Regions from separate parts of the Homo sapiens genome. Here region 2 is linked to region 1. A link is a loop called in an ENCODE intact Hi-C map of the cell type or tissue named here. Cell type or tissue: GM12878. All regions are shown on one strand. Region 1 overlaps ALDH1L1 (aldehyde dehydrogenase 1 family member L1). Region 2 overlaps LINC02034 (long intergenic non-protein coding RNA 2034).

Region 1 (2,500 bases):
CATGTGGACAGGGGCCGCCTCACTGGGGCCCCAGGAGGAGGCCAGGGAAGCAGGCAGGGGTATCTGTGTGCAACTGGCTTAGGGAGAACTTGTCATGGCTCTGCTTCCACTATAGGTCATCTGCCAGGTATCCCTGGCCCAAGTCACCGACGTCGACAAGGCAGTGGCCGCAGCCAAGGATGCCTTTGAGAATGGACGGTGGGGGAAGATCAGTGCGCGGGACCGGGGCCGGCTGATGTACAGGTGGGAGCCCAACATGTACCTGCCAGCCACTGCCACCATCAGCTTCTGGGCAGTGGCACGGGGGGGACTTCTGTGGAGGCCCTTTTACCTGCCAGGAGGAGCTGGGTCCTGGGGAGGCTATGGGACCGAGGCCATCAGATGGGCCAGGCTGGGGCTCCTTGCCTGAGGCTCAGAAAAGGCTTCTCAGAGGAAGGGATATGAGAAACAGGAGACATTTCAGCAGAGTGGGCTCAGGGGAGGTGCCTGGTGGAGGTGAGGAGGTGCGGAAGCCAAGGGATGCTTCCAAAGTGGGCGCAGGCTGGGCCTCCCAGGCAGACAAAGCACTTCCCTCACCAGCCTGGGCTGGAGGGGACTTAGCTCCTGCACGCAGAAGACAGCAAGGGCCAGAGAAGGGCTGGCCTGGTCTCTGCTTGCTCAGCCAGGCTCTGACTACTGGAATCTATAGGTTTCACATTTTCTATTAAAAAAAAAAAAAAAATTTAAGCCAGGGAGAAAGGGGCCTTCTCTCCTTAGTTCCAGTTCAGACGTCTTAGGCAAGGACTTATGATGACTTTAGCTTATGACCTTAGAGTGAGAGGAAGGCCTGGAAGAGAGGTGCTGTGCCCCTGGAACCACAGGGCCTGGCGGGAAGGAGCAGTCACCCTCACAGAGGTGGAGTGATGTTCCTGGGAGAAGAGAGGGTGCGGCCAGATGAGCCGAGAACACAGGTGTCTTGGGGCCTGGCTCTTTCGCTGGGGTCCTGGGAACGTCTAGGGGTGCGAAGCCAAGTTATGGCGTGGTCCCAACGAAGCTCCTCACCTGGCAGGAGAGACCCTGCCTTGGCCTTGCGGTCAGAATGGCTTCTGTTTCTGTTATACTCCAGAGGCCAGAAAAGCCGGGGCAGCCCAGCAGCAGGAAACTAGAGAGAGGGGTTGCAAGAGCATGGTCTGCAAAACCGAATGGAGATTAGGGTTGGGGCAGGGAGGGCTGTGGGGGTCGGGCATGCCCAGCCTTTCATAGGTTCCAGTCCCCTTCGCAAGCCCCTCAATTCTAGAAAGGCACTGGCCACGCCAAGTGGTCCCTAGAGTTCCTGGAGGTCAGGAAGAGCTGTGAAACAAGCACGACAGGTGGCGGGAGAACCTCTGGCCTGGGCCCTGCGTGCGCGTTTGGTGGACCGCACAACCAACAGCGTGCGTGGGGTCCCTCCCTTGGCCTCTGCTGCCATCTGGTGGCTTGTATCATAACAGATTCTACTCACCCATAATGACAGTGAGGGGGGCACCCTGGGCAGCTGTAAGTGGACCCCTTCCTGTCCTATGCAAACTCTCAGGCCCCGTGAAGACCTGGGAGTGCCCATTACTGGTTCTGCCTCAGCTCAGCACAGCAGAGGCTGGGTCTAGGTGTCCCGGAGGGGGCAGTTCAGGAGCTCCCAGATAAATGGCTGCAGAGCACCCTGTCAGGGTGGCGGGACCACCGTGGGTGTTAGGGAACACGAAATTCACTGCAGGAATCAGACATTACACAATTGTGGAAGCTAGGAAGAAGGATCCAGAGGGAGAGTTAGACAAGGTTCCTAGGCAGTCCCCTGAACTCCTGGTAGACAGGATAGAACCTCCAGGGAGTAGGAGCAGCCGTATCCAGCTGCCAAGTGGGGCCACAAAGAGGAGCTCCTGGGAAAGACCGTGGGGGAGCTGCTGGCTCTGCCCAGATACCACTGTGGTCCACGGCTGAGAATCTGACGGTGGTCCAGGCTGCTGGTGGTCAGTAGGGCCGGCCGAGCCTGCTGGGCACCCCTGCATCTGCCCTGCAGACCTTCAGAGGGAGATGGCAGCAGCTTCACTTCTCCTGCACTGCTACCCTGGCACCCAGGGACTGGGCTCTGGGGAGCATGGGTGCCAGGGTGTGAATTCAGCAGCCTAACTGAATTAACAATAGAATAGTCCTGCAAGGCAGCCTCTCAGAGCTTCCCGAATAGTGCACTCGGGTGATGGATACTTTAGAAAGTGTGTCCTGGGAACTGGATTGATGACACAGCCATGTCACACACAGGTGGAATTATCTAGAAATGTGGGGGATTCAAAGGATTGGGGCTGATGAAGGAGAAGGATGTGAGCAGGGGAGGCATGGCACACCACAAGCTTTAGTGGGCTGCAGGTTGGGTAGGGTTGCAGGAGACGAGCAGTGAGACTGTCCCAAGGCTGCCGTGTGGGCTTCCATGTCCAGGTGACAACACACAGTGATGCAGTGGGAGCCTCTGGGTCTGAGGGCTGCCAAGGGC
Region 2 (2,500 bases), 1.4 Mb before region 1:
GTGGCCCAGGTGGCAAACTCAGGTGCTGGGGGAGCAGGGCAGGACACCAGAGGGGCATGGGATTCGGAGAGTGGGGGCTGTGACCTCTGGTTTGAAGGGGCATCTGCAGACAACCCCGTGCAGAGCCAGGGCTCACACTGCCATAGCCAGTGCCACAGACTGTTGAAGAGATGCCGAAAGCCAAAACATCTTCGACGTGAAGGCTCCCAATGTTGTAGAGTTGGCAACGGATTCAAATTTTCAAAGCTATACAGGTAAAACAAACTAGTTCTAAGGGCTGAATTCAGCTGGAATGGCTGTTTCTGCTCAAATCCAGCTCTGCTTCTTGTTCGGAACCTCAGTTTCCTGATCCATTAAATAAGCCTAACAGTTCCTCCTGGTGGAGGATCATGTGGGCCAATAAGTAATAATAAAGCGGCTGTGCACAGACGAGTGGTATCATTAGTCCCCACCACAGCAGAGGGAGCGGCTCCAGCAGGCTTGAAGCAGCCTCCTCCGAGCGCACATGGTGTAAAATATAGATTATTCCTGCCACAGACACAGGCCCTGCCTGAGAGGCACCCGCTGAAATCCTGACCTCCCCCTTCTCCGGTGCTGGTCCTTAAACAGCCCCCATTCCTACTGGTCTCTTGGCCTTTGCACTTGCAGTCCCCTCCTCTGGGAGCACCTCCCCAGACTGTGGTGTGGCTGGCTCCATTTTTCCATTCAGGCCTCAGCTTAAATGTTACCTCCTCGGAGAAGCACTTGCTCGGTCGCTCCACCCTGCTTAACTCTGCCTCCTGCATGATGCTTTGGATCTCTGCCTTCCTCATGATGCTTCGGATCCCTGCCTGCCTAGGACCGTGGGTCTCCCCGCCCAAGTGTGTGCGCCATCTGTGCAGCCCTTCCTCTTCCTGCTCACCCAGACCCCAGCTCAGGGCCCTGATTCACATGATGGGTTCTCAAGGAATGAATGAATGGATGGATGGATGGGCTGGCTGGGATTGGGGCTGTTCTCCTTTCCAGGGGATCCAATTAGAGGAAAGTCCCTGAGTGCAGCAGCTGCCCAGCCCTCCCCAGCAGGCAGACAAAGTCCATCTGGAGGCTTTGTTTAAAAATGCTGAAATCAGGCCGCTCAGCTGTACTACCACGGTAGACACAGCCCTCCTGAGGGGTGCAGGCCTGTCTTGCCCAGTTTTGCTGGGCTCTGCAAAAAGAAGTGTGGATTTAGGACTGGTAGATCTTCTGGCTGAGAGACCCTGGGGCCCTGCTCTTCCATGGAGGCTGTGAGGGTTGGAAATTGCCCAAGGTCACAGTGAGGTTGGGACCAGGGCTGAGGGAACAGTGGGGCAGGGACAGGCTCAGCACACAGTGGCAGTGTGAGGGTCTGGGTGGGAGGGGGCACAGGGCCTTCTGTCCTCTTTGTGGTGAGGTGACAGATGGCTGATTGAGCCCTCCTCCTGCCTTAGCTGGGGCCACAGCCCTCCCAGGGCTGTCTCTCCAGGCCACCTTGCACATGGCCACCAGAGGGCGATGTCTTAAACAAAATTGCTCCCGCTTACAATCCTGCAGTGGCTGCCCGGCCTCAGGACAGTTGAGCCTCCAGCCAGGTGCGTGAGGCCGCTCGGTGCCCCAGACCTTGCCCCGCTGCACAAGGGCCAGCATGCCGCTGCCTCCGACCTTCGCCCTGTGCCTCATCTTTGCCCAGCATCCCTCCAGGACTGGGTTCACAGGTGGCCATGGTCCACAACCCTTCCCTGGCCTGCCCCCACCCCAGGCAGGTCAGAAGCTCTGGAGCCCTGCTGTCCCTGTGCTCTGGGCAGGGGTTCAGGCTGGAGGAGGAGGGACAGAAGGATGGGAGACTCTTGGAAGAGCGGCTTCCTCCTTGGTTGTGTGGCTGAGGCTGCGTATTTGATGTTTAAGAGGAGTGTTACCACAAAGCTACTCTCATCAATGCTGCCACACTCCCTGCCCACCTAGTCAAAAAGACAAAGTGAATGTAGGATGAATGAACAAATGAGTGAATGAGCACATTCTGCCCCGTCTCTTCTCTTTCCCTCACGCCTCACATCCGGCCTGTGAGGAAACCCTGCCACCTCCACCTCCAAAATACACCCAGAATCTGACCTCCCGCTCCGGCTCTGTTCCCACCGTGGTGTGGGCCACCCGCCCCACCACTCCTGAGCTGTTGCCGCAGCCTCCTTGCTGGCCTTGCTGCTTCTGCTCCTGCCCCATAGCAGCCAGAGGGACCCCCCTCCTAAACCCAAAGTCAGGTCCCGTCCCTCCCTCCTCTGTTCCACGCACTCCATGACCTGCTCAGAGGAAACAGTCCAACAATGGCCTAGAGGCCTGCACGGAGTGCCGGGGACCTCTCTGCCTCATGGTCCCCTCTCCTGGTGCACAGTCCGCTTCCACCACACCCAGCTCCTTACCAGCCCCGGAACATGCCAGTGACAGCCCTGGCCCTGGGTCTCTGCACATGCTGTTCCAGATGCTCTTCTCCCATCTTGCCCGCCCCTTC

Evidence for each region. Hi-C counts contacts between places; a loop is a spot of excess contacts. Peaks named below come from ENCODE experiments on the same cell type or tissue, not always from the same donor. Only the 100,000 strongest peaks of a DNase experiment are listed, where the experiment ranks them.
Region 2: a loop joins it to region 1, with 6 times the contacts of the local background. A loop is called at or near these places in 8 of 110 quality-filtered maps.

Annotation. Positions count from the first base shown.
Region 1 is chr3:126,133,278-126,135,777 of GRCh38, reverse strand. It overlaps ALDH1L1 (aldehyde dehydrogenase 1 family member L1), which reads left to right. Exons shown (of 23, transcript NM_012190.4): 12 at 116-243. Among named protein-coding and RNA genes, the nearest start is that of ALDH1L1-AS2, 46 kb to the left of the region's middle. RefSeq lists a silencer at 1,446-1,525. In GM12878, a CTCF peak has its summit at 1,429 (motif pointing left); a DNase peak (open chromatin) is centred at 1,427.
Region 2 is chr3:127,543,435-127,545,934 of GRCh38, reverse strand. It overlaps LINC02034 (long intergenic non-protein coding RNA 2034), which reads right to left. Exons shown (of 7, transcript XR_007096067.1): 6 at 2,412-2,500. Among named protein-coding and RNA genes, the nearest start is that of LINC01471, 6.9 kb to the right of the region's middle. In GM12878, a CTCF peak has its summit at 1,495 (motif pointing right); a DNase peak (open chromatin) is centred at 1,499.